Linked DNA regions of Homo sapiens: region 2 is linked to region 1. A link is a loop called in an ENCODE intact Hi-C map of the cell type or tissue named here. Cell type or tissue: PC-3. All regions are shown on one strand. Each heading gives the region's core, and the rest is flanking DNA. Links, peaks and the distances in the headings are about the cores only. Region 1 has its middle 120 kb from the start of ASF1A. Region 2 overlaps CEP85L (centrosomal protein 85L).

Region 1 (16,232 bases), core at 4,902-12,901:
ACACAGGCCTCCAACTTTCGATTCAGGGTTTCCAGTTTCAGGATTCCAGCAATCTGACTGCCTGGCCCTGAAGCCGACCACTGACCTTGGTATTCTCACTAAAGGCCAGCATTCTGCTCTTCCCATTTGGAAAAGAGCTTTCAGGCAAATGCTTTGAAGTTCCACCTGCATTGTAAAGTAAGACAGGGATCAGCACAGTCAAATGGAGCAGAAATGCCAAAGAGAAAGAATGCGGTTGGAGAAAACACCAAGGGGATGTTTGACTGAGCTGTTTAAAGAGCACAACCTTGAGAGTCTAAAAGGAAGGGAGGGACAGTAAAGGATGAAGGTGAGTAGGAAAGCAAAGGATTGCCACGAGAAGCAGGTGCCATCTTGATGGCTGAGGCGGTTTTCTGACCCAACTCTAGTTGTCTTCATTATTCTCTTACCCCACAGGGAACTAGTCTCTGAATGAGGGCAGTGGAAACTTTCAGAGGAAGGCAACTGGAAACTGCTGGTTTAGGTGACATATGATAGAAGAAAGCATTTCCTTCCAGCAGCTTCTGAAACAAACACGGTTTCAGCCGTGTCGGCTTACTGCTCCTTCAAAGGAAAGCACTAGCTGCCCTACTGAGTTCTAAGCTTTCAGCATCTGTCTTTTCTTGCCCTTGGTAAACAGAGGAAGAAAGAAAAGGAAGCTGAGCATCCAGTTCTGCAAGTAGTGTTCCTATGATGATCTTTCTCAATCTGGTTTGGGCAGTCAACTTGCTTGCTCAACTTCCTCCTCTTGGCCTTTGCATCTCAGTTTGAAACAAAAGCTATTTGGACTGTGCAGTTTTCCCCTCTATATGTGCATTAAAGCGTTTTAGGCAGCATCTAAGATATTTGAATAATATTCTGTGTTTAAGAAGGACCCCATAATCTACCCCATAATAAAACAGGTAAATTAGCATGGATTCTTCACATTGCCAAAGTAATTGCTTATATTAAAATTACCATAGGGTCACTTTAAGACTTACGGAAAACAGGTTTTCCTTTATTATTAGTTGACCCACTCCCTGACCAAACATAGTGTTTATTTTGAGATGATTATAGCCATTCTTTCTTTCTTTCTTTTCTTTTTTTTTTTTTTTTTTTTTTGAGACAGAGTCTCACTCTTTTGCCCAGGCTGGAGTGCAGTGGCAGGATCTCGGCTCACTGCAACTTCCACCTCCCAGGTTCAAGTGATTCTTGTGCCTCAGCCTTCCGAGTAGCTGGGATTACAGGTGTGAGCTATCATACTTGGTTAATTTTTGTATTTTTAGTAGAGATGGTGTTTCACCATGTTGGCCAGGCTGGTCTTGAACTCCTGACCTCAAGTGATCTGCCCGCCTTGGCCTCCCGAATTGTTGGGATTACAGGCATGAGCCACCACACCTGGTCTGATTATAACCATTATTTTCTTCTAATAGTCACATGGGTATTCATTTTTAAATAAAAATTAGATTTATATATTTTTATATATTTTTTCTCTCAGTCTGAATTTGGCATCACATTTGGGTTTGGAGAAAAGATTGAGTCATAAGTTTAAGTTGGCAAGAATTTCATAGAGTGTAAAGAGAAGCTCCTGTCCTAAATTATATAGAGTTCAAATTGTTGGAGTTGCTTTTTCCTGAGGAAAAAAACAAATGATTAAGAGTAAAGACACTTACCCTTAATCATTTCATGAAACTCTTGTAAATGTATTATCGCATGTTCTCTGTTCTTTCATCTGGGTCCTGCACATCTGTTCCTTGGTGATTCCTATCAGTGTCAGAGAGCATGTAGGCAAACTTTGTGTTATTTTCATCCCTTTCAGCAAATGAATCTTGATTATCTGATTTGTGTCAAGTACCATTCAAGAGACTTGCAAGGAGGGGTAAAGAACATGTGCAAAGATTTATCAGACCTTGGAGCCTTCCTAGGAGTAAAAGCTTGGTAGGAGTGATGAACTGCCATGAAACTGCTCTTGCTGTGCGTCAATTCAATTTCCCTTGTGTTTTTAAAGTGCCCTCTGGGAATGGCAGCAGCTAATAGACCATGTGTTTAATGGAAAGAACCAGGGCTTGAGGGTCCAATAACAGCAGGCCTGATTCTCAGCCCCATCAAATATTAGCTGTAATCTTGGGCCAATTAACTCCAGTCCTGTGTCACTGAGAAATGCATCATTAGGTGATTTCATCATTGTGCAAACATCATAAAGTGTACTTACAAAACCTAGATGGTATAGCCTACTACACACTCTTAACACTTTCACTAAAAAGGAGTCCCATTTAAAAGAGAAAGAGACTTCATTTCAGCAAGCAGTTTGCAAAGAAGGAGACACGCCTTTGGTATAAAACAAAGGTGCACTCCACCAGAGCAGAGAGGCTGTCATATATGGGGAACGTTCCCACCCAAGTTCCCACTCCAGTCCACTATGCAAATGAATGATGCAAGCTTGTTCAGTTAAAATTGGTTGATGTTAAAACTGATCACCAGACTAAGTTCATTGGTCAGGTCCAGTTGGCAGAATGGAGCCTTCCAGTGGCAATTGATTCTGGAGGCACAAACGGGAACAGACAGCTTTGAAAGCCCCAAAGTTTATCTACTGTTCAGCTGGCACAAGGTATGTGTGTAACCTTCAGTTAGCAATTGGCTCTCAGCTCCACTCAGAATTTAGACCCAGTTAGCCACTCAGGATCCATCTCAAAGTGTTAGCTTTTTCAGGGTTCACAACACCTGGGATATATGATATTGCTGTGGTATCTATGGTAAAACCCATTGCTCCTAGGCTACAAACCTGTACAGCATGTTACTGTACTGAATACTGTCCACAATTGTGATACAATGGCAAGCAATTAGGTATCTAAACCTATCTAAATATATAAAAGGTACAGAAAAAACATAGTATAATAGATATAAATGGTACACCTGTATAGGGCACTTACCCTGAAGAGCTTGCACAACTGAACGTTTCTCTGGGTGAGTCAGTGAGTGAGTGGTGAGTGAATGAGAAGGTCTAGGACATTACTGTGCACTACTTTAGATTTTATAAACATGGTACATTTAGACTACACTAAATTTATTTTAAAATTTTTCTTTCTTCAATAATAAGTTGAAGTTAATCTTCACTTATGGTAACTTATTTATTTGATAAACTTTAAATTGTTTTAACTTTTGACTTAAAACATGTAGCTTAACACACACTGTACAGCTGTTCAAAAATATTTTCTTTTTTCATATCCTTATCCTATAAGCCTTTATCTACTTAATTTTTTTTTTTTTTTTTTTTTTTTTTACTTTTTAAACTTTTTTGTTAAAAACTAAGACACACACACAGTAGCCTAAGCTTATTCAGGGTCAAGATCATCAATATCGCTGTCTTCCACCTCCACGTTTTGTCCCACTGGAAAGTCTTCAGGGGCAATAACATGCATGGAGCTGTCATCTCCTACGATAACAATGCCTTCTTCTGGAATTCCTCCTGAAGAACCCGTTTAAGGCTGTTCTACAGTCAGTTTGTTAGTTAGTTTGTTTGTTTTGTTTTTTTTGAGACAGAGTCTCACTCTGTCACCCAGGCTGGAGCACAGTGCCACGATCTCGGCTCACTGCAACCTCTGCCTCCTGGGTTCAAACAATTCTTCTGCCTTAGCCTCCCAAGTAGCTGGGATTACAAGAGCCCGCCACCACACCCAGCTAATTTTTTTGTATTTTTAGTAGAGATGGGGTTTCACCATGTTGGCCAGGCTGGTCTCGAACTACTGACCTCAGGTGATTCACCCACCTCAACCTTCCAAAGTGCTGGGATTACAGGCATGAGCCACCGCACCTGGCCTACAGTTAATTTTTTTAATAAGTAGAAGTACATGCCAAAATACAGATAAAAAATATAAACCAGTAACATAGTCATTTATTATCATTATCAAGTATTGTGTATGCTACATAATTTTATGTGCTATAGTTTTAGGCAATGGGCAGTGCAGTACACGTTACTTTACACCAGCGTCACCACAGATCCGTAGGAAATGCACAGTGCTACAGTGTGAAGATGGCTAGGACACCACTAGGCTATAGAAATGTTTCAGCTCCGTTATAATCTTATGGGGCCACCGTCATATACATGGTCTGCCTTTGACCACGTTATGCACATTATGTGGTGCATGAATGTATTCTAAACTCCAGTCTTCTCATCTGTAAAATACAGGTAAAAATGTTTTACCTTATAGAGGTTTTACATGAATTAAACCAGGAAAGTTGAATCCAGTAAGTGCACCTGGGGTCAGACTACTTAGGATTCAAATTCTGGCTCAACCATTTACTCGCTGTGTGACTCTGGGCAAGCTGCTTAATGTCTTCAAGTCTCAGTTTTCTCTCTCTCTATAATATTCATAAAAATCATTCTCTGTTTCTCTGGTGGTTGTGATGAGCAAATGAAATTAGAAAAGATTTCCATAGTGCCGGGAATGTAGTAAATGTTCAGATGCATGTTAGCTGTTGTTATTGAAAGCACCATGCACAATACATGTTATTTCCCGTTCTCTTAACTAGGTTGCAGATTAATAGATAATTGTGCTAAAAGTGCCCAAAGGCAGATTCTTCTCTTTACAAAGAATTCCTTTCTCTTTTCTTTTTCTCCTTTCAAGAATGTTCTGGTACACATTAGCAAAACACCTTGAGGCAGAGAATCCTAGAAAGCCTTTAATACGTGTATTTCCTTCACCACTAAATTCTTGTGCTTTTAGAAAAAGCAGGCTCCTAAAAGGGGTCAGTTTGAGTAGGAGTCTAAGGTTGTAAATAAAGTATAAAAGAAGAGACTTTGTCAGCCCAATTAAACATAGATCATTATTACTATTAATTAATATGTTCATTACAGTGTTTTCTATATATGCTTTTTTTAAAGTATGTATCTAAAGATTGAATTTTATTCAAGGGATCATTGGGTAGGTGTTTCAAATTACAGAAAAATGTCCCTTTGGGTACTAATTAAATGTTTTCCTTTGGAATAATGTTCAGAGTTCAGATGATGATTGCCATACATTTTTTGGTTGGGAGCATGGCCTTGCCCCTGCTCCTGACCCCAGACAGGCCCCCACACCTCCCAGCTTGCCTGGGCTCCTTCTGAGCCCCTGCTCCTGACCCCAGACAGGCCCCTACACCTCCCAGCTTGCCTGGACTCCTTCTGAGCCCCTGCTCCTGACCCCAGACAGGCCCCTACACCTCCCAGCTTGCCTGGGCTCCTTCTGAGCCCCTGTTCCTGACCCCAGACAGGCCCCTACACCTCCCAGCTTGCCTGGGCTCCTTCTGGGTTCATAGGGGATTCCTCAACATTCTCACTTTGTCCAATACAGCCACCACTCATGTGGGAGCTTTTGTGCGCTCAGCAAACACATCTTGCTCCCAGTGCATCGGAGCACTCCAGATCGCTGCGCAATTCTGATGCTCACCGTGTTAAGACAAGACAGACAGGTTTATGATTTTCACTAGAACAACTCTTGCAGAGTTTTACTATTTTTCATATAACAACTCTGCCACTTTTCCTTTTCGTATGGTGACTTTCTCATGCCAGGACACACTAAATGAATACATTTATAAAGGTGGTATTGTATGGTTACCAGGGGTTGCATGTTGGGGTAATCGGGTGTTATTATTTAACAGCTAAAAAGTTTCTGATTGAGATAATGAAAACATTCTGGAAATGGATAGTGGTGATGGTTACACAACACTGGGAATTCACTTAATGCTCATGAACTACACTCTTAAAAATGATCAAAATGGTAAATTTTATGCTATGCATATTTTACCACAATTTTTTAAAGTAACATTTTGACATTATGGTTTCATCAGTTTAAACAGACTTCTAGGCAGGGGGTATCCGACGGCCCGAGTCTTGATCACTTGCCATTTGGAATGGAAGCCCATAATAAAAATGCTGCCTTCCAGAGACTGCAGGGACCTTACCCATGTGACCAGAATGCTGTGCTTCCTCATTAGCCTATTAATTAATTGCATAGAATTTGATGCTTGGACAGTACTTGAAGGTTTGCTATTTTTGGAAGCTCTACACATCTTCCTTTCAGTGTCATCTACCCTTTTCAACAGCATCCGTAAATCCAGTTTCCAGCCCAAGTGTTGATGCATCTCATCATATGTTGTAAATGCCATAAATGGAGGAAGCAAGTGTCTCTCAGGAAAACACTCAGCACCTAGGGAGCTGACTACATGGAGTGGAACACACAGGAACTTTTCCCATTAAAAATAATGGAAACAGCTGCCATTGAGCAATGTTTCACTTAGGAGCAGAGTTTTCAAGAATGACTTACTTGTCAAGTGAAGGGTAGGGGTAAAAGTCACACTTTCCCACTCCTGGTGAGTCAATTCTTGGCCTTTCCATCCCAGTCAATGTGAGATTTTTAACTGGCACTATCCAATCCTGGGATTTGTTGGGACATTTATATTTTAAAAGCAACTAATCCTCACGGAAAAGCATAAACACATTTTAAAGGTTCTGATGTTTGAATAATATTAGTACAATAATCTCCTGAGACTAGAATGGATTATTTGCTATTCTTCAGAGGGGGTGACTGTATAAAAATGAGGAAAGATGACCTTTTATACCTTAGCATGATTGCAGGAAGAATCGTGCCTTTGGAATGGAGATTGTCTTCTCTCCCTCTCACTCTCCAAGCTTCTTTCTTCTCTCTTTCCTCTGTCTTTGAGTATTTACCTCTGCCTCTTTTTCTGTCTTTCTCACATAGGCACAGTGCTATAATAATTGTACTTTGTATTTGTCTAGTATTATCCATTATTTTCCATTATTATCCATTATTATTCCATTTCATCCTTGAAATATCCCTGTAAGAGGATAATTAGGGCAAATATTATTATCATTGCCATTTTATAGATTTTTAGAAATGAGAAGATACATAAGGGTTAAGTGACACATCGCAAGGTATGGGAAGATCCAGCCCTGAAACCCATGCCTTGTGACTTGGGTCTAATACTGCTTCTACAGCTGCAGCCATTTCTGGGGATCATACAGTCCTTGAAGGGAATATAGCACTACCAGACATATGTCACTACCCAGTGACGGACAAGTGGCAGGTGTGGTCCTTAGTAGAGTTCATCATCAAGTTCTTCTGAATATGCTCCCTGGAGCTGTCATCCTGCCTGCTGAGCAGCCTCTGTCCATTCAACCACCCATCCATCCATCCAGAATAAAGAAAATGAAGGAGATGCTCAGTTGGAGGAGGTCAAGAGATACATCTGCCCTCTGGATCCTGGAGACTGCAATGCTAAGCGCTTCTTAAAGTCAAAATTGACAAATGAATTCAGCCACTTTTAGTACAGATAGCTGCAAAAACATCACAACAAAATTATTTTTCTTTTGTTGTTGTTGGTTTTTTTGTTTTGTTTTGTTTTGTTTTGTTTTGTTTTTGAGACAGAGTCTTGCTCTGTCGCCCAGGCTGGAGTGCAGTGGCACAATCTTGGCTCACTGCAACCTCCATCTCCCAGGTTCAAGCAATTCTCCTGCCTCAGCCTCCCAAGTAGCTGGGATTACAGGCATATGCCACCATGCTCGGCTAATTTTTTTTTTTTTTTTTTTTTTTTTTTTTTTGTATTTTTAGTAGAGATGGTGTTTTACCATGTTGGCCAGGCTGGTCTTGAACTCCTGACCTCAGGTGATCCACTTGCCTTGGCCTCCCAAAGTGCTAGGATTACAGGCATGAGCCACCATGCCGGGCCTTAAAATTATTTTTCAAAAGATAAATTCAGTTGTCATACTGAATTTTTATCCAGTTAATTCTAGCTATGCAGATACTGGATTTGGGTAACTTAATTTAAAAATATGTTTCCATTTCCCTTCTCCCTCAAAGGATTGACTTAGTTATGTAAATATGCAAAAGATTAGCAAAAACACCTTAATATTTTGGTTAATTGATATCTGTCATGCTGGATTGCCATAATTTAAGAACTCTTCACCAGTTTCTTAAATCGTCTGTATTTTCCCTTTTTATTATATTTTAAAAAAATCTCTCTCTTAAAAGCCTAAAAAAAACCTTTCAATGTGCACAAAAAAACAGTTTCTAGTTTTTATTCTCCATTGCTATTTGCAATTACTCAGAGAGGAAAAGTATTTTGGAAAAAAACTCACCCAGAATCAGGTGACAACTCACATTCTCTTTCTTAGATGTCTAACAGTAACAAGCAAAAGCCAATTCAAAGATAGATCTTTGGGGCACCCTCTGGTGGCTGAAAAGAGTCATGAAATCAGTGCCCATGTGTATCAAAAGGCCAGTAATCTTTGCGACTTATTTTAAAGGGCCATCACCAACTTTTCCATACAACATTGAAAATGTAGCCAGATCAGGAATGTGGGAAGGACTGAAAAGAATTTGGAACCACAAGAACTGGACTTGAGTCAGAGCTCTCATCTATTAGCTATGTGAACCTGCATTTGGTTGGCAGGTCAGTTTCCACAGAGCTGACGCCGAATCTGGAATTTCTCACTGGAGATAAGAGGCAGTGTCAAAACTAGAGGAGTATATGATTCCATTTATCTGATATGCCCAGAAAAGGTAACTCTATAGAAGGTAGATCAGTGATTGCCTGGGGCTGGGGAGGGCATGGGGATTAACTGTAAATGGGCATGAAGGACTTTATTGCGGTGACAAAAATGTTCTAAAACCAGACTGTACCTGTTGCACAACTGAGTAAATTTTGTAAAACATCACTGCAGTATGGATTTTAAAGGCGTGAATTTTATGGTATGGTATGTAAATTATACCTCAGTAAAGTTATTTTTTTTTTAAGCCAGGAGGGAAAAGCAGAGTGGATAACCCCTAGAGACATCTTGGTACAGAGCCAGGAAACCTGTAGCCAGCAATTGTGTGGGAGGAAAGGAAACTGTGGGGTAAGGTAGGGGTGAGCAGGAAGAATGCCTAGAAGAGGTGCTGACTTTTGGAACTTCATTTTGCACACAGGTGTGCCCTTAGCTCACACCTCAGTGGGTTGCCTGAGGTTAGCATGCTAGAGGCTGAAAGAAACCCCCTCCCAACTCAGCCTCCCATGGCAGGTATTTAGGGGCATTTCTGACGGAGTAAGACTATTAAAGCAGCCAACTAGATGCAATTCCATCAAAATGACCATTTTGAAATGTAAAACCAATGTTTTATTTATTACTTTTCTCAGTAACAGGTAACTCAGTGTGGTTTGAGAACTAGATGAGATTAAGAAGTGCACTGATGAGAGAATGTCTATTTTTTACACTGTTTACTAACAGAAAATGTGAAAGTGAGGATTTATAAAAGTACCAGAAGAAAACTCAGATGAATATCTCTATAAACTAAGGGTAGAGAGAAACTGGTAAGGAGTAACATCTAAACCAGAATCTCTAAAAGAGACAAGAGATGGATTTAATGGATTTTTTTCAAAAAATAATAGATAAAAGAAAAGAAAAAGAAAAAATTAAGACACAAACTATGCATTAGGAAATAATACTGTATCATATATACCAGACAGATTTATTAACCTCAATATAACAGATACTTGCAAACCAGAGAAAAATGTGCAAAGGGTGAGTAGAGATAATTCACAAAGGGAAAAATAAATGAAAAATTACAATCTGTCAAGATATGAAACAGCTTTAACCTAACATCTCATTAATGAATGCTATTAAGAAAACAATGTGGGCCGGGTGCAGTGGCTCACACCTGTAATCCCAGTACTTTGGGAAGGCAAGGTGGGTGAATCACTTGAGGTCAGGAGTTTGACACCAGCCTGGCCAACATGCTGAAACCCCGTCTCTACTAAAAATACAAAAATTAGCCGGGCATGGTGGTGCATGCCTGTAATCTCAGCTACTTGGGAGGCTGAGGCAGGAGAATCGCTTGAACCCAGGAAGTGAAGGTTGCAGTGAGCCAAGATTGCGCCACTGCACTCCAGCCTGGGTGACAGAACGAGGCTCTGTCTCAAAAAAAAAAAAAAAAAAAAAAAAAAAAGATTGATGTGGCTTACCCTCAGTGCTCTGGTAGGCTGGTGCAGCTTTCTGGGAGGTAATTTAGCATTATACCTCAAAATGTAAAAATGCAAACCTTTTGGCTCAGCAATTCCACTTGGGGGAATTATTTTATGGCAATAATTACACATGTGTGAAAAGATACAAACATTAGTATGTTCATGATCAAGTTATTTGTAGAGACAAAAATTAGGAAGGTTCTCAGATGCCCATCAACAGGTATTTGATGAAGTATTGTACAACTCAATAGAATATCTGCAGTAATTAAAAATGAATGGGATGTATATTTTGGGTCATGGGAAAATGTTTACACTATGTTGCTAAGCAAAAAATGTCAGTGTCATAAGAGCATAGATAATATGATCATATTTTTGTTTAAAGCTATATATATGGCGTGTATGTGTGTGCGTGTGTGTGCGTGCATGGAGGGTAGGGTAGATGAAACATACCCAGATCTCCCTTCAAAGAAGGACATTTTGCCCTAGCTGTCCCTTCAAGGACTGCCTCAGCTGCAGAGTCACCTCTCCTGAGCAGGTAGGGTGGGCACATCCTGATGGAGGTAGGAGTATAAGGCCAGGCCACTTCAGCCCAACACAGAACAACTCTGATGCGCCATTTACACTGTACAGTCCTCGTGGGGAAGGCTAAGTCTGTTGTCACGCCTATGATTAGCTGGAGTTCTCGCTCCATCCAATTTTGTTTTATTTCTCTTCTTTCCATAGGTGTTAACCCCAAGGACAATTCTTCAACGAGATGCTATACAGCAAACTCTGTCTCAGAATCTGTTTCCCAGAAAATCCAACCAGCAATTTTTATGCCTATGCAATGAACAATTCTGGGGGAAAAATACCCATCAAGTATTTTGTATTGGATGGCTTTTATTTTATTTTATTTAGGCACCGGTGCAAAATTTCTGGCACTGTCAGGTTCTTTCAAAGTGGGTATTTGTTAGTTTTGTTATCAGATAAAAATATTAAAGCAGTTTTTATTTGGGAAAATAAAAATCCAGTGGTTTGGTTTTAGTCTGGTCAAAATAGCTACCTCAAAGTCTGTATCAAAATGGCAGCATCTGACCCATCTAGCGTGCATCCTTCTTAACGGGAAGGTAAGCTTTGCAAACACCCCTCTTGTTCATACCCTTCCCACTACTCTAGGCATTCAACCTTGTGGAAGTTTTGGTACTTCTTCTACAAGGTTGTTGGAGCGTTGTTGAGGTTGACTGTGAAGTGTAAGATGAAGAGCAATTTTGTGGGGACTGTGAGGAACCACTAAAGTTGGTGTGCAGCACCTGGATGGAAATAGATGGGAGCAGATGCTACATGCTGATAAATCTCAAACTTTGAGTAGTTCTAGGTACTCTCTCCTTTTTCATCATGAATAGGTGGAACACATGTGTTAGGAGGAAAGCCAAATGCTGTTTGCCACCCAGATTCCTTAGCTTAGATCCTTGAATTGTTTAGCAAAAGCCTTATACTGCCTGTACCAGAAGGATCTGTCTTTTACTTCCCCTTTGAGTGTTCTGTAGCTTTTCCAGATTTCAGCTACATCTCGCGGTCGCGTTCTGAGATGTAGGGGAAACTGTAGGGTTAAAAGCCATTCCTACTGAGAACAAATTATTTTTTGGCCAACATAATCTTGGGGAATATTGAATTAGCTGTAATTTGTAGCAGAGACTATGAGTTATTCCCAAAATCCATCCTCCCCTTCTTCATTTAGTAAATACAAAACACAAGCTTTTGGTGGCACATGGCCATCCAGCTAAAGACCACATTTCCCAGCCTCCCTGGCAGCTAGATGTGATTAAATGATATATTCTATGAGCAGAATTGAAGTTCCAGGCTACTTCCTTAAAGGAAGTACCTTTCTCTCTCCCCCTACTCCCTTGCTAGTTGGCATACAGACCCAGCAGATGTGGTGGTGAGTTATTTGTGCAGAACACCCTAAGGGATGAATGGGCAACAAGACAGAAGGAACCTGGATCCCCATCACCGTGGAACCACCATAGCATCCCTTGGCTACTTACACTTGAACCGTTACATAAAAGAGAAACAAACTGCTTTCTTGTTTAGGCCACTAGATTCTGGGAAGGGGGAAGTGCAAAATAATCATTGTTTTATATTATACTCTTACAACTCTATTATAGTGTTTATTATACTCATGTAATTATTTGTTTACTTGTCTGTCTAGCTCTCTAGAATATTTCTTTCTTTCTGAACTACGAGCAGATAGAAGGCATTCCTTAAGTGTTTTTAAAACGTATAAGTCATTGAATGGTGGGAAAATTTGCAAAAAAGGGAAGCTAGGGAACTAAATACAAATTTCAATTTCACAATTTGGTATAGCTAAAGTTTCCCTTGGCCTCTCTAGCCTCGGGGTGGGGAATGACTAGATTCCTATGAACAATACATCAGGACAATGATGAATGCACACGGATTCCCAGCTTTCCCTTCCCATAACCCCAGAGGAAAATTCTGGTGCTTCTTGCTCAGCGTTCTGTGCCACTTCACCCCCATCCTGATCTTAACTCACAGTCATCTTTCAGATCAGGTTCATTGTGGAAGGTCTGTGTCAGAAAAGGCAGGGAAAGGAAACAGGAATGGTGGGTGGAGGTGGATCCTGAGGAAGCTACAGGGCATGAGAGAGTGGGAGCCTGGAGGAAGAGGGACTGGAGATTATAAACCATATTTCCATTTGAATGTCACTCGAGAGATACAGGTAAAGACTCAAATTAATTTGCCCTTTTTTGTTTTCTTTTATTTATTTATTTTTTTGAGACGGAGTCTCTCTCTGTCACCCAGGCTGGAGTGCAGTGGCGTGATCTCGGCTCACTACAATCTCTCTGCCTCCTGCATTCAACCGATTCTCCTGCTTCAGCCTCCTGAACAGTTGGGATGACATGTGTACACCACCACATCTGGCTAATTTTTGTGTTTTTAATAGAGACGGGGGTTTTGCCATATTGGCCAGGCTAGTCTACAAATCCTGACCTCAAGTGATCCTCCCACCTCAGCCTCCCAAAGTGCTGGGATTACAGGTGTGAGCCACTGCACCCAGCCTAATTTGCTTTTGATTTTTGGTCTGTGTTCTCTGAAAGTGACATCATAGAAAAAGATTGGGCAAGGGGACGCTGTCACTTTTTTTCTTTCTACAGCATTAATTGCTAAAGTTTCACTGGATTTTAACCCACCTCTTTGGGAAAGGGTTCAGCCCCTTCCCCAGTTCACAAATTACATGTGCAAGTCCCTGGAGGTTGTTTCTCTGTGGAAAGGAATTCTGACTCTCACTGTGATGCTGGCTGCTCGTGAAGTCACAGAAAGGCCACCCCACGCCTCCATAACCATCACTGGTGTCCTGCGGAGGCTGATGTCTCTGCCCAAAGCATGGTCTTCCCAGGCACCAAAAACCTTCTATCCCAAGTATTGTTTTTTTCTAGAATCTTAACTCTGCCAGAGTCATGCTATGATCCTCACAGAAGTGGAAGAATATTCTTTTTCTCCATCCCTGACCTTGCATTGATTTCACCTGCTGCATTCAACCCCTTTCTCCAGAGAGTGCAGACATGAGTCTATAGCCCAGGGTTGGCAAACCGCCCAGGGGCAGATTGTAAATATTTTAGGCTTTACAGGTCACACGACATCTCTATCTCATATTATTCTTTGTTGTTTTTTCTTCTTCACAAACTTTAAAAAGTACAAAAACTATTACTAACTTGCAGACAGTACAAAAACAGGCCCTGAGCTTGATTTGGCCCTGTGAACCATAGTTTGCAGACCCCTGGTCTCCAGGAATTGCCCAAGGAACTGGTATCTGTGATATAAGTCTTCCTCATATTAATTTTTCTCTCAAATGCATATAAAAAAGTTTAAAATAAAGATTTCCAGCCGGGCGTGGTGTCTCTCATGCCTGTAATTCCAGCACTTTGGGAGGCCGAGGTGGGTGGATCACCTGAGATCAGGTGTTCGAAACCAGCCTGGACAACATGGTGAAACTCCATCTCTACTAAAAATACAAAAATAGTCAGATAAGGTGGGACGCGCCTGTAACTTGAGAGGCTGAGACAGGAGAACTGCTTGAACCCGGGAAGCACAGGTTGTAGTGAGCAGAGATCGCGCCACTGCGCTCCAGCCTGGGCGACAGAGCAAGACTCTGTCTCAAAAAAAATAAAATAAAATAAAATAAAAATAAATAAAAGATTTTTTCTTCTCTTCTAGAACTGAAAAGCCATCATGCAGTGCTGTTCCCCAATTCAAAACACAAGTTCGAATCATCTTAGGCTCAAACTGAGAACTGGCATTAGTCCAGTTAAATTAATCTGCAAGTTGCTCCGAAGTGGGGAAGCGGGGCAGGATGGCTTACATCTTAAATGGACAAGTGTTGGACAGCAGAGTCCATCTCCCTGGAGTTTATCTTTGATAACAGATTTCTTCTGAAGAATAGCCAAGTTTGTGATTTTGTTTTTCAAAACTCTACTTCAGCAACATGTGAAGAAAAGAAGAGGCTATGGAAACACATCTGATTCCAGATATGATCATGGAAGACAGCCACCAGGAAACCCTCTGGGGAAAACAGGTCAAATCAATCATCTGCATCTCCCCAGTCCTCCCCCAAAGGCTGGTGGATGAGGAAGGTAAATATCTACTCTAAGAAATAGACAACTGGACATGCACATTCACAGTAGAGAGAAACCACCAAGGAGCGGAGGGCTGACCATGCTGGACAAGTAGATGAATGCATACATCTAAACAAGGATTGCTCTGGGTCTTCACAGATTAATGAGATCATGCTGGGAATTCCCTTTGCAGGGAACTGGCTAACTGGCATGCAGTTCTATAAATGCACATCTGTCTCATTATCTTTTTTAATATACTTTACTGAAGTATTCATATAGTTCTAATAAGTAAATATTTTTAGCTTGCAAAACTGACTCCTCATCTTTATATAATTAAGTTACAAAAAACTCTGAATCTGAAGATGATAAAAGCCTATGTATTCAGTACTGTTAGTGTCCGTGCCACCTTTTTCAGCTTTTGAAATATTGTTCATTGTTAATTTGTTCTCATTTATAACTAAGTCACATTGTATTTTTTAAAATTAAAAACAAAATAATCTGCAGCAGATATAACCAAGCTTGAGATTATGTTCAGCTCTTCAGTTGCAGACTAAACAATCTGTGGGTGAACACACCTGAGCTGGGGTGTGGGGAAGCCACACAAAACCAACAGTTGCCTTGGACTTCAGGGTCCAAATGCATCTTTAAGAGGGTTGGCAAACTCACTTTTGTTATTTCTCAGTCTGCTGGATTCACAGTATGAAGACATAGCTGACAATTCTGAGCTTTATCAAATTTACAATTTCTGAGCTTTATCAAGCATTATTCATTTGTTTAAATGATCCAGAAATCTACAGCCAGATTACTGAATATTTAATATTTAGGAAGTTGAGTTGATTATAGACAAGACGACTGACTTGCAAAAATGTACTTTGCTCTTGTTATTTGACAAATATAATTGGCTTCTCCTGGCTGGTAAGGAAATGGTCCGTTGTGAATGTGGAAAGCGGTGACATTTGTGTAAGATGGGCTCTCAGGGCAGCAACCAGATGGCTCATTTCTGCTGACAAGTGAGATCCTTGCTAGACTGTGTGTGAAGATATGCACGTGTTACTGGAATTTTTGTTTTACCAGAGAGAATTAGGAAATATTTACCAAATGGATTTTCTGTGTATTTATATTTATTAGCACAGAGTGTATAAGGTCATAAAATCAGTCATTCATTCAGTAAATATTCTGTGTGAGGCCCTGTGCTGTACTGATACCAAAACATTTAAGCATAGTGAATACATCTGCTTAATAAAAAATTATGACTCATCCTAAAGACAGAATATTTAAAATAACTGTCCTATTGTGTGGTCACCTTATGTAGAGGACATAAATCCTATAGTTATCTGCAGCTCCCAGTATTGCAAAGTCTATGCAAAAATGCAAAGTAAAACACACACACACACACACACACACACACACGCTTTATGGGAAAGGAAAAGGAAGCTAGGTCTCCCTCTTTAATTAAAGAATATATTCTCTAACCTTGTAGCTATTTGAAAGCTAATTTAAGCTCTGAAAGCAAAAAAAAAAGGAAGACTCATCTATTAAGTGATCACTGCCATGCCCCAAGGCAACTGTAGATCCCAAATGTAATCATTTAAATGTCAGCATTTTCCTTCCCCTTTTCTGCAGTGATAC
Region 2 (14,351 bases), core at 991-8,990, 140 kb before region 1:
AGTTCTTAAAAAATTAATAAGCACATTACAGATTATCTGAACAGCCAACTTAAAACATTATTTCCACATAATTTCAATGCTCCCGTATCTGTATAGCAGCCTTAAAAAGATTTATCACATAATTCAATGTCCCCATCTGTGTTTTGCGGTTGAAATAGCAGTTGCTTCTAAGTAAAGAGCAAATGACATCACTGGGTATTTACCATTATTTGAAAGAAGATAGCTTTACAGAATTATTCATTGATACCCTATTGAAACCGGCATGCAAGGAATGCCTTCTGGCAGTTTAAACATAAGGGTAACAAAACAACAAACGTGCATAAAATTAATTATACCAGTTTTTTTAACCACACTTTTAGGATTAGTTGTTCTCTATGTCAGTATTAAAATCAAAATATATAAACAAATTAATAAAACCAGACCTAAAGCTACCTCTATCATACTAAGCTCAACATTAATGATTCACTTTTAATAAAACATTGTCACATTATTTTATTTAATGCATTTATTTATTTAAATGCAATTTATCAATTAAATTTAGGCTTTATACATGTATAAAGTATATAAGCAGCCTTAAAAGCCTTATACATTTAAATTAACAAATCAAATTTGAAAAACAGTGGCCAAAGAGACACTTTTACCAGCTTTGAGGTTCAGAACAACCACTTAAAGCTTTGTAGATTCTAGACTTCTCTCAGAATGAGACTTTTCAATTCAAGTGATTCAACACTCACATTAAAGCACCAGAAGAAGGTGTTCTGTCACCAGATCTATTCTAATTCTGATCTGTGGTCTGTAATCTATACCAAAATTTTTTTTCAATCAGGTAACATCCCATCTAAATGAGCTCAAAGTCCTGCCTAAACTATTATCAAAAATGGCAACCAGCCTAGTCTCACAAGTGCAAACCTATTAGCTGGATAATTATTTTTTTTTAAGAATACCCAGCAAATAGCATAAATAGGCTGGGACTATATGTAAATGAAAAAATAAATATAAGAAACGATGCCAAATCTCACTAATGGTGGGAGAAGTGAAAAAGACAATAAATTTTCTGGATTTTTAAAACTATCAAGTTGATAAAAGAAAGACTGGTGTCAACCAAGTGAGGGGAATGTTCGTATATTTTTGTGGCCTTGCAAATTGGTACAACCTTTCTAAAGGGCAAACTGGAAAGTGGTATCTAAATGTCAATATAGACATGACCTTCTACTGAGAATTTATCCTAAGGAAATATCAGACAATTACAAATAAATATGAGTATAAGGACATTCCTGACAGCACTGCTTAAAGTAAATGCCTATGAACAAAATATAAACTGTTAATTAGTTGATAATGTTTAAGTGCTAAAAATGATTTTATCAACCTATTTTTTAACATGGAAGAACATCCAGAATATATCTAGTGTGTATGGAAGAGAAGCATTTTATGTAGCTATATACATAATATGATTCCACAGCTGGAGAAGAGTTTGTACATTTACATACATGGAAGAAGCTTTCAGGGAGCTCTATATCTAAATGCTAACACTGACTATGTTTTACTAAAGGAAGAAATACATTACAGGAACATTTACTCCATCATTGGTTATTATTATTATTCAATCTACCAGTTTATGTGGGGAAATGCTGAAAATTATGCATACTGATTTGCAGATTACATCAACATTTGATTCTGAGATTAGAAACCAGCTATAGCTCAAGATACGCAAATTCAGATTCCTAGTAACAATTTTTACAAAAGCTGCATAAAATGGCTAGAATTAAAACCCTTGCTTTTAGGCAATATAACTATTTTGAGCAGTATAAAGTCATGCTCCATTAAAGCCTACAACACACCTCCACCCTATTGATTGTTGACAAGTCTTGGCCAATAAACCATTTGTGGATTAAAAGGCAATAATCATTCTCTCTCTCACTCTCTCTCCACTCACTCACTTTCTCACTCCAGTAATGGGGAGGAAAGCCCACTGTACATATTAATGCTATGGTGTTATTATCACAAGCTAGGACAACCTTCAATCATTAGTCTTGTATAATTAACTATTGCCAGAAAAACAGTTCAATAAAACCTTTTTCTGTCAAGAGCCAGATTGTAAATATTTTCAGTTTTGTGGGTCACTCAATCTCCGTCTCAACTAGCCAATTCTGCCACTGTAGTCTAAATCAGCTGTAGACAATAAAATGGATGTGGCTATGTTGTAATAAAACTTTATTTACAAAAACAGGTGACAAGTCCAATGAAACCTGGGGGCCAGTTTGCAGACTCCTGAGATGTGGTAAAAAATCATTCTAACTGAAAAGAGTCCCTAAAATTCAACTGATTCATAAGTAACTACAGCCAGCATATTAATTCATTTCTTTATTTGGAAGAAAAGTGAGCTCATCCTAGAGTACATATCAGCAAGCCAGGCTGCCCAGAATCTGACAATTCATGAAAGCACTACTGAGGTTTTTCAAGGATTACAAAGACAAATAAATGTCAACAAGTGTTTTAGGTTTCTTTTTCCAGAATAAATGATCTCAGTTTATCCATATGGTATGGAACTCCTGGACAATGTCAAATATGTGTGATGGTTAATTTTACATGACAACTTGACTGGACCATGGGGTGCCCAGATATGCAGTCAAACATTACTTCCGTGAAGGTGTTTGGATGAGCTCAACATTCAGATTGGTCGACTGGATAAGGCAGACTGCCCTCCATAATGTGGGTGGGCTTCACTGAACCAGCTGAAGGCCTGAACACAACAAAAAAGCTAACCATCCCCTAAGCAGAAGAGAATTCTTCCTGCCTGATCCCCTTTGATTAAATACACTAGTACACTGGCTTTTTCCTACCTTCAAGCTTGAACTGATCTCTTCCTGGGGCTTGAGCCTGCCAGCCTTCAGACTGGAACTATGCTATCAACAATCCCAGGTCTCCAGCTTGCCAAATCACCTCACAGATCTTGGGACCTGTCAGCCACCATAATCTCATGAGCCAATTCTTAATTAATTAATTAAATGCTATTGGCTCTGTTTCTCTGGAGAACTTCAATACAATATTGGGAAAACTAGAAAAATTCTAATCTTGCCTACAGATATGAAAAAGTGGGGACAGCCTTCTATTTAGAAAAGAACAATAGTTGTAATCCTCAATTTCCATTACAGTATTTCAATATCATCTACTCAATATGATACCTATTCCACAGATTTCCAAAGCACATCAGTACAATCTCAACTATCTGTTATCTAACTTTTATACAAAAAAAGCTATAAGAAATGACAGAGAAAATGGTCTAAGACATGCTATCATTCCGCCCCTCTAGAAACCCTAAATTCTATCTTTGAATCACAGAGCAGTACATACATACTTAGAGCCTTTTTATTTAGCAACTCAGGGAAATGATCTTCCTAAAATTTCTTTCAGTGTACTGCCACCTTATAAACTTGAACCTCTGACTTTTACAGAAGGACACAAAAAGTAAGCAAACCACATAAATCATCAAATTGTTGTCTAGGCCGGGCAAGGTGGCTCACACCTGTAATCCCAGCACTTTGGGAGGCCAACGCTGGCAGACAGCTTGAGTTCAAGAGTTTAAGACCAGCCTGGAAAACATGGCAAAAGCCCATCTCTACAAAAGAAAAAAAAAAAAAAATTCAAAAAAATGCCTCTGTGCATGGTGGCACATGCCTGTAGTCTCAGCTACCTGGGAAGCTAAGCTACTTGAACCCAGGAGGTGGAGGCTGCAGTAAGCCGAGATCATGCCACTACACTCCAGCCTGGGTAATAAAGCAAGACTGTCTCAAAAAAAAAAAAAAAAAAAAAAAGTTGTCTATATATTTAAGAAGTTAAAGGCAAACACTAAAAATATTTGCAGATATGGTATTAATGCATAATTATAAAGAGATCATAAGCAAACTAAAAATAAATAAATAAATACTAAATGGTTTAGTCTAAATGGACAAAGGACAAACCCCAAAGGGAAAAACACAAATAAAAAATTCTGAAAAATAGTCCAAGCCCACTGGTAAGCAAGTAGTATCAAATTCAGAAGACATGCTATTTTTCAGCTATCAATCTAGCAAAAATGTTAAAAGAACAAAACAACAGTGTTCCTAGATACTCCCATACACTGATAATGGTAATGTTAATTTATTCATTACAAAAACACAACCTTTTGATAGGCTATTAGGCAATATACATCATGTGTAGCACATGCCTGTAATACCAGCTACTCAGGAAGCCAAGGTAAGATTGCTTAAGCCCAGGAGTTCGAGACCAGCCTGGGCAACATAGTGAGACCGTCTCAAAAAAAAAAAAAGGAAAAGAATTAACTATATAAATTGATCTCCTCCCACCTGAACTAATTTGCCTTAACCTTTAAACATAACTATGTCTTTAAAAAGAAGATCTGGTATTGTATGTGCCTCAAACACTGAAGATGATTAACAAATGTCATGAAAATAACATTCTAATCTTTTAATTTAAACTGAAAAAATTCACAGTCTGAAAAGAATGACATGACTTGTCTTTAGACAAGTCAATCCAGAAGCACAATACAGGAAGAAGTACATGTGAAATATGCTGACCAGGTGATTTAATAAGGAAAATTTTCTCACAGAATAGTTACAAGACTATGTTACTGAAATGGGAATATTGATATCTAGTATGCAATATGCACTTAAAAACTCAAAATAAGGCTGAATAACCTCTGGCAATAATGTCTTACCTAAAGACAAAAGGACTGCTGTAAGAACAGCAAAGATCCCAAGAAACTCTACATTGGAACTCCTCCTTGGAAGACAATATGTTACATTTTTCAATACTAATTTTTTAATACTAATTTTAATTATTTTAATAGAATACTGAGTGCCTGCGGATAACATTAAAAATTCTGAATATTTCTCAGACAGGAAGATTAGCATTAAATAAAAAAGCAACCTATTTTACTTCTGAAGCTCTTTTATTGGAAGCAAAAATGCATACAGTATCAAGTATTCCACAGCATTTGAATATATATGTAACTGCACTGAGAACAAGAACTACTCTCATTGAATATTTTAATGACAGCTCTAAATTGAAGAAAATAAAAATAACACTACTGACAAAGCAGATTTATACTTTTAAATAAGCTGAATACATAATACAAATCGAGAATACAAATTGCAATGTTTTTCAGAATGCAGATTATCTGTCACCCATTAGTATGTTTTAAAATCAACTTGGAAACCAACACTTTCAAATAAAATAGTAGATAAAGCATGTTTACCCTTATATTACATAAGTAGCACGCGGTTCACATTTTAACATCTCTGAAATATTAACAAGTACTTTTGCACAAAGAACCTATTCTGCTGCTGGAATAACTCCACTCAAGCCAGCCTCTACTCTACTATCTTCTAGAATCAAGCATGTTTATGTTATTCTTCTACTTACATAGATCTGTGAGCCCCTTACGGCATATTAAATAAATTCAAACTCCTTAAGTTAGGCAAAGTTCTTCACCAATTGTCAGCTTCACTTTGCAACTTCTACCTACAAAAACTATCTAGCCACACTTACCTAATCACTTCCTCCAAACAGATGAGACTCTTTCATGACTCCAAGCTGTTTCACTTCTGCACCTTAAGAGTCCTAGTTCAGAATTAACTTGTTCTGTCTTCCCTGATTCCTCCAGGTGGCATTAAATACTTTGTTCACTCCCAATATATTATTCAAAATTCCAACAACATTTAATAAATTATATTAACCCATATGTATATGACTTTCTTCTCCCTCACCAAACTGTGAAAAATGAAAGGCAACTTTTTTTAGTGTCCAGTACCTAGCAAAGAGCTGCACACTTATACAGGGTCTCAATAAATGTAGTCATTATAACCACTGGATACCTAACAAATGTTCACAGAATAAAATTAGAATTTTGGAAGCCTTACAATTACAACTACAAAAATATCTTTGTGTTCAGAAAAAGGATTCAAACAAGCGTTTTGTTTGGTGGTTGTTGTCTGCTTATTTTAAAATCCAGGATATTTTAAACTATCCCTTGAGCCAGTATGCATTTAAGTATCTATTTAGAGATCAGTAAATATTTATCAATGCAGCTTTTTTTAAGGTAATTTTAAATAATTTAGAGATCTGATGGCCAACATTCCTAACATGGGAAAACAGTCTCCAATAGGTTAAAAAGACACAAAACTCACACAAAAAATTAGAACATTAAACGGTAAGAAAAAAACGTTCATATTAACAGTAGCCAAACAGAAAAAACCAACAAATCTGGAACTACACTGCAGAATATCTAGCTAAGATGACAGAAACATCACATAGTGTTATTTTCTCCATCCCAATCCTCCACTCCATTTCAGTACTATTTATCTCTAGGGTAAGTGACTCCAATAGTCTTAGTTTGTTTCTTTTATCACAGAATTACCAGTATAGCTCAGTGTGCACTGTGAAACCAGGCTACCTGGGTTCAAGTTCATTCTACCTCTTATTAGCAGTAAGTCCTCATAAATCACTTAACCTCTCTGTGCCTCAATTTCTTCATATGTAAGAGAAGAAAAAAATTATAGAATAGTACCTATATTATAGGGTTGTTGTGATCAATGAACATGTAAAGTTTTTTGTTGTTGTTATTGTTTTTGAGACAGAGCCTCTCTCAGTTGCCCAGGATGGAGTGCAGTAGTGCAGTCTCGGCTCACTGCAACATTCATCCCCCAGGTTCAAGAGATTCTCCTGCCTCAGCCTCCCAAGTTGTGCGGATTACAGGCACACACCACCATGTCTGGCTAATTTTTTAGGTTTTTTTTAAGTAGAGATGGGGTTTCGCCATGTTGGCCAGGCTGGTCTCGAACTCCTGACCTCAAGTGATCCGCCTGCTCAGCCTCCCAAAGTACTGGGATTACAGGCGTGAGCCACTGCACCTGGCCTGTAAATATATTTTTGAAAGTGCCAGACATATAATTAGGATCTCAATAAATGTTATTATTTTTATTACTGTCCATGCATAGAAATTTTCCAGAAGGATAACTAAAAACTATTAAAAATGGAGTGGAGGACTGACATGAAAGGTAGATAAAAAAGCTTACTTCACTTTAAGCTTTTCTGTACTGAGTCAACATTTTACTGAGCATGTGTAACTTTAATAATGAGAAGAAAAAAATCATCTGACAAATACCACATAACAATAATTCTTCTGCTCCTCATGAGGTACAGTACCCCACTCTCTTCCAAGTTTTTAACCTTGCTCTTTTCCCTCCCTATTTAATCAAGGACATCTACACTGTCACCAGCTTCTCTCTTAATATCTTACTAGCATGTTTACAACTACTTATCTCCTTCAAAACACAAACCCAATGCCCATCTCTCTGATAACCACCACTTTTTTAACATCATTCCAAGAGATTAAGCATAAGCTTTCTATCTCTATGATCTGCAAAGTGAATACATGCATGCCAGGGAGTACACGAGCCAATCCACTGGCAAGCTGCTGGAAGAAAAAAACTTGTTTATACTGAAAATTATCTTTAGGAAAAAGTAATGCATTAAATTTTGCTATAATATTTAACATACAGGTTAACACTAGTGCCCTTACTTGGATTATCAGAGCATTATGTTACATATATATAACATAAACGGAGGTGCTCTATACAGAGGGCTTGACGGTGACATCCTCCTTTGTTCATTTGATTTTTTCGTATGGGTATGCATTGCAGTTCATGGCTGGTTAAGCAGATTTGCATATCGATAACATTAGGTAGTTTTACTTAAACTAGCCCTCACAAAATGGATTTGTGGCTCTATATTACTGCAAAGAAACCTGAAGTTGAAAAACCTGAAGATAATACTAAAAATGTAAGTATAAACAAACAAGAAAATAGTCAAGCTGATGCCTCCCATGCACACACTTCAACATTCCTTTTGCAAGAGAAAAAAAAAAAATTACAAAATTAGATCTGACAGTAATATGTCACCTAGCATTTCTGTTTGAAAAAATAACCATTGATCCCCATAAGGGTAAAGATGATGCTTTCAAATGAAACGTTCAATATGTAGAGGGCATACTGGAAATCAACATGACTCTTGTATCTGCATATGCGAGTTGGAAAAAATAATTTTTAAAATATATCAACTGTATGTACCACTAAAAAAAAGGATGCCAATTAAATGACACCCTGAATTACATGATGCATCCATATATCAGAAATGCTAAAACATTTTTAAAGTACATTTTAAAATTGATAAAGTATAATAAATATTGCATACATAAAATAGGAGCATTTGGGTGAAATTTTTGCTGTTAGGCATGTCTAAAAAATAAGGAGTCCATTGGTTCTCTATGGTCTCAAAACATTTGCTATACCCTACCCTTTTTATGAAAGGTTTGTAAAATGTGTCAAAAAAATAAAAATAAACAACAGGTAGCAAAACGGGGAGGTGAATTGAGAAACTGTGCTGCTCCAATCCCAAAAGAGATCCAAAGATCTGCTCAGACATGAAAAGTTAGGTTCTAGCCAGAAGTAAAATTCTAGGCCAGAAGAAAGTAAGAATCAAGAATAAAGTAAGATCAGATTCCAAGATTGGGAATTAAACTTAAGCAGTCACTGAAGATGCTTTCACTCAGCTAAAATAAGGTTAGCAGCATCAAGTAAGTATACTTTCTCACATAAACACACTAGTTAAAAAATACCTACATTAAAATCTAGCTCAATCTAAGCTAATAGGCTTTCTTGGGTTGGGCACGGTGGTTCACATCTGTAACACCAGCACTTTGGGAGGCTGAGCAGGGTGGATCACCTAAGGTCAGGAGTTCGAGACCAGCCTGGCCAACACGGTGAAACCCTGTCTCTACTAAAAATATATATATATAATAAATTAGTCCAGCATGGTGGTGCACACCTGTAATCCCAGCTACTTGGGAGGCGGAGGTTGCAGTGAGCCGAGATCACACCACTGCACTCCAGCCTGGGTGACAGAGAGACTCCGTCTCAAAAACAAAAAAAGCTGTGTTCAAAAAAGCATTTTGGCAACTATTAGGAATAACAGCCACGTATTTAGTTTTTGGTAAGTCCTTGTTCCTGTTTAAAAACTGGGAAAATAAGGTACAGTTAACAACTAATGAGGCTGTTCATAAAACCACTACAAATATATACAACTTGGTATTTCAGACGGGCTTATCTTTGTCCTAGAACATAAGAATCATACACAATACATTTAAATGGCTAAAGAAAAATAAAGTCTTAAAATATTACAAAATAATTGAGAAAATTTATAAATATATGGAAGTTTTCTGTTCCCAAAATTAAAGCACTTAACTTCTAGTCCAACTTTTCAGTACATTATTCCTAAAATGAGACAGAATGCTCAGTATTAATGAGAATGCTTTAGAAAAGCTTCAGAAATGTCATAGCAAGGCCATATATATGTAATTTCTTATGGTCAGGAGGCAATCTCTGCCTCTACAAAAGCAATGTAATCAACTGGTAGAAAATGCTAAACTACATGAAACATAGTCCAAATCTTTCATCCCAAAATCTTTCAGAGAAATATATAACTAAAAACTATAGTTCATTTCAGAACTCTAAACTTTAATACTAAAAACTATTTTCAAAACGAGTATCAATAAAGCAAATAAGTTTCATTCACTAGACATTAACAGTGTAGAAAGGCATACAACAGTTTCTGATCTTACATTAACTCTCTTTAAAGGAACTTAAAATCCTATCAACGACTTTAATTAATTTAGCACTACCTAATGAAGTCTTTAAACAATTTACAGCAGGAGAAAAAAAACAAAAGTAGGGGTAGAGTTACTTTTCTGAGGTAGATTCTCAGATCAGACAGAGGTTAAGAAAAGCATGAAATAAAACTAGATACAGTACTAAAGTCTGGTTCCCTGATTGAGAGAATCTTCTATTCTGAGGGGCGAGAACACTGTTAACACCAGTTCAGACGCCCTGAGCAGACAGAGTACCCTGGTCAAGACTTGGCCACTGTTCAGTGTAAGGAATCCCAGAAAACCCTTCAGTCCTAGGCAACCTATGACACACAACCCCTAGTTTTAAAACTGAAACGTCAGGCAAACCCAGACAACTGGTCACCCTAGCTTAATAAGTGGTAAAGAGCAATTCAAACATTTATTAAGCACTTATGTATCAATCCTTATGCAATAAAGTCAGCTCCACTGGATTAGATAATCTCTAATTTCTGCTAGGTTTATATTTTTAAGTATCTCACTGAAACTGGCCAAATGCATTGATGCATTTTCTTCTGACTCATCTTACATGGCTGCCTGGAAGCATGAGACTGGTGATCACTACTGCCTTCAGACTCCTCTCTACCAGAACACTTCATTGTCCTGCTTTTACTCCTACCACCCTGGCTGCTCCTTCTCAGTGTCTTTGGACGGCACATCTTCCTCTGCCTGAAGAGAAAATGTTAGTGTCCCAGGGCTTAGTCCTCTACTGTCTTCTCTATTCTCTCGGTGTGATCCATGACCTTTAAACACCATTTATAACCAAGTAATTCTCAAATTCCTATCTCTCACCCAGCAACCTCCCTACTGAGCTCCAGCATTTATACCCAACTTCATATTCAACATCTCACCTGAATTTCTCAAAAGGATCTCAAATTTCACATGGCCAAAAAGAACTCTTGATTCCATTTATTTTCCTTACACTCTCTCCCCACCGCCCTCTGCCCACTAACCTTCCCCATCTCAGGAAATGGCATCACTATCGATTATAATCACAGAAGCCAAAATCAAGATGTCATTTTTGACTCCTCTTTCCCTTAATTGACAACTCCAAACCATCAGTAAATCCTTAAGATTTCTCATGTATATACCAAATCCATTTTCTTCTCTCCAAATCCAATCTAACCATTCTAACTCAAGCCATCATCTCTCACCTAATAACTGCAATGGCCTATTAGCTGTCTTCCCTACTGCTGTTCTTGCCCCACTCCTCTACAATTTCTTCTTCCACAGAATAGCCAAGACTGATTGTAAACACCTAGGACAAGGAATATCTGTTCCATGTCCCCAATACATGGGAACAGTATCTGCCTCATAGTAGGCACTCAATGTGCTCAGGAGTGAAAGAATGAAGTCACTCCCCGGCATCTTCTGACATGCAGAATAGAATCCAGACTCCCTACAACCCCTAACATTATTATCAGGCCTTCCTCACCTCACAGTCCTGCTCACTAAGCTCCAGACTCACTGGAGTTCTTCAAACTTCTCGAACTCATTTCCGCCTTGGAGATTTTTTGTTCCCTCCACCTGAACACTTCTCCCTTCACGTCTGGCTTCTTCTCATCATTCAGGTAACAATGTTACCTCCTCAGAGGCCTCCCTGACCAGCTACTCAAGGAGCTCTGCCCATCCTCTGCCACCTCACCAATCTTCTTTTCCTCTTAGTACTTAACACTAGCTGCATCATCTCACTATCTGTTTACTTACTGATCCTCCCCTCTAAAATGCAAGCCACTACCAGGCAGCATGGTGGTTCATGCCTGTCATCCCAATACTTGGAAGGCCCAGGCAGGAGATCACTTGAGCCTAAAAGTTCAAGACCAGCCTGGGTAACAGTGAGACCTCATCTCTACAGAAAATACAAAAATTAGCCAGCAGTCAGTGCACATGCCTGTATTCCCAGCTGAGCCTGAGAGGCTGAAGTGAGAGGACTGCTTGATCCTGGCAGGTCAAGGCTGCAGAGACCTATGATTGCACAACCGCACTCCAGCCTGACTGACAGAGTGAGACACTGTCTCAAAAACAAAACAAAACAAACAAACAAACAAAACCTAAAAAATGTTTTTAAAAGTAAAATACAAGCCTCCGTAGAGCAAGAACCTTATCTTTCTTGTTCAATGATGTATCCCCAGAGGCTTATACAATGTCTAGCACACCATATTTATTGAAAGAATAATTCACAAACATTTCTAATGCCAAGGTAACAAGCACTATGCTAGGTAACCATTTTTTTTTTAATTAAAGAAAAACAGAAATCAAAATATTGGTATGAAAAGTAATTTGGGGCCAGGCGTGGTGGCTCACGCCTTAATCCCAGCACTTTGGGAGGCCGAGGCTGGCAGATCACGAGGTCAGGAATTCAACACCAGCCTGGCCAATACTGTGAAATCCTGTCTCTACTAAAAATACGAAAATTAGCCAGGCATGGTGGCACACGCCCGTAGTCCCAGCTACTCGGGAGGCTGAGGCAGAAGAATCACTTGAACCCATGAGGCGGAGGTTGCAGTGAGCCGAGATTGCGCCATTGCACTCCAGCCTGGGCAACAGAACAAGATTCTGTCTAAAAAAAAAGAAAAGAAAAGTAATTTGATGTTATTTTTATGTTGATCATGCCCATCCTTAAATGACCCTATACAATAAATTGCTCTTCTTAGAATATTACTTTGCCAGTGTAAAATATGAAAATCCTGATAGTAATAATAATAATGAATAACATGTTATTGCTTAAAAATTGGCTGGGTGCAGTGGCTCATGTCTGTAATCCCAGCACTCTCGGAGGCCAAGGCAGGCGGATCACTTGAGGTCAGGAGTTCAAGACCAACCTGGTCAACATGGTGAAACCCCGACTCTACAAAAATACAAAACATTAGCCAGGTATGGTGGTTTACGCCTCTAATCCCAGATACTCGGGAGGCTGAGGTAGGAGAATCGCTTGAACCCCGGAGACGGAGGTTGCTGTGAGCCGAGATCGCACTCCAGCCTGGGTGACAGAATGAGACTCTGTCTCAAAAAAAATAAAAAATGATATTGCTTAAAAAGTGTCTGATGATCACGTTCTTCACTTTCTTAATGCAAAATTTATGTAATTAGGCTATAACTCAGGAAAATACTATCCAGAAGACTTTATGTCTTCATCATCTTTTCAGAGTATAAAAATACACATTTCATCCAGTCTGAAAAATCATGACTCTCTCAACCCTTTCTGTTCACACACATAAATATTACAACATGACAATAGAGGTTATCAACTCACCATTTATTGCTTGGCCTCAGATTAATTTACCAGCTTCATTCAAGCCAGGAAGTGATCAAATTCCAATTATTAATCAAGTTCATTTCACCAAAGTCATCACTAAAGTTAAGATTCACCCCTTACCCCCCAATACCTATTATGAAAGAACATGTTCAGTTGGGTTTAGGCCAGAGTTATGTTTCATTGTTACCACAGTATTCCTAGAAGTCCATCTAATTCAGAACCACAGCAGAAAACAATATTATTAGTTGTAACCATACCAGTTATTACCACTATCATTATGACATCACTAAACACCTTATGGCAAGCATCAATTAAGAGGTAAATGTAAAGCTCAAAGCAATGAACAAATGACATTTTTTCAGCTCAAGTGTTTCCTGTAACATTTTATTTTCGCACACTATAAAAGTATAATACTCTACCTCAAAATGTTTTAAGAGTTGAATATATGTTTTCGCTTTTGTTTTTTAAAGAGACAGAGCCTCACTCTGTTGCCCGGGCTGGAGTGCAACGACATGATCTCAGCCCACTGCAACCTCAGCCTCCCGGGTTCAGGCAATTCTCCTGCCTTCAGCCTCCTGAGTAGCTGGGATTACAGGCGCACGCCACCACGCCCGGCTAATTTTTGTATTTTTAGTAGAGACTGGGTTTCACCGCGTTGGCCAGGCTGGTTTGTAACTCCTGACCTCAAGTGATCCGCCCACCTCGGCCTCCCAAAGTGCTGGGATTATAGGCATGAGCCACTGCGCCTGGCTTATGTTAGTATTTTAAAAAAATTATTTACGAAAAGGAACATACTTAGCACAACTAGGTATTAGGAAGTACTCAAAGTATCACTTTATCATGCTTGATTTCAAAAGCCTACGGGAAATATGTCTATCCTTCATCCAACTTGAAACCAGTATACATTCTGAACAATAGGGTAATCTCAAATGCAATCAACCAAATGCATAAAAAGATACCAATTGTTCTATTTTAAATTAGCCTTCTAACCACACTTGCCAATACAAAAAAGAGAGGCTTTTATTTGATATTTGTAAGGAAACTTAAGAAAACACTCATTTTAGCTGGGCGCGGTTACTCATGCCTGTAATCCCAGCACTTTGGGAGGCTGAGGCCGGTGGATCACTTGAGGCCAGGAGTTCGCGACCAGCATGGCCAACATGGTGAGACCTTGTCTCTACTAAAAATACAAAAATTAGCTGGGTGTGGTGGCACATGCCGGTAATCCCAGCCATTTGGGAGACTGAGGCACGAGAACCGCTTGGAACCGGGAGGCGGAAGTTGCAGTGATCCAAGATCGCACCACTGCACTCCAGGCTGGGCAACAGAGGGAAACTCTGTCTCAAAAAATAAATA

Evidence for each region. A loop is a pair of places that touch in the nucleus more often than their neighbours do. Peaks named below come from ENCODE experiments on the same cell type or tissue, not always from the same donor. Only the 100,000 strongest peaks of a DNase experiment are listed, where the experiment ranks them.
Region 2: a loop joins it to region 1, with 9 times the contacts of the local background. A loop is called at or near these places in 7 of 110 quality-filtered maps.

Annotation. Positions count from the first base shown.
Region 1 is chr6:118,768,507-118,784,738 of GRCh38, forward strand. It overlaps the pseudogene SELENOKP3. Among named protein-coding and RNA genes, the nearest start is that of ASF1A, 120 kb to the right of the region's middle. In PC-3, for the core only: a CTCF peak has its summit at 8,232 (motif pointing left); a DNase peak (open chromatin) is centred at 8,365; H3K4me3 peaks cover 770 bases; H3K27ac peaks cover 1,373 bases.
Region 2 is chr6:118,633,915-118,648,265 of GRCh38, forward strand. The region is part of intron 1 of CEP85L (centrosomal protein 85L); the gene reads right to left. Among named protein-coding and RNA genes, the nearest start is that of CEP85L, 11 kb to the right of the region's middle. In PC-3, for the core only: no CTCF peak of the experiment used is centred there; no DNase peak of the experiment used is centred there.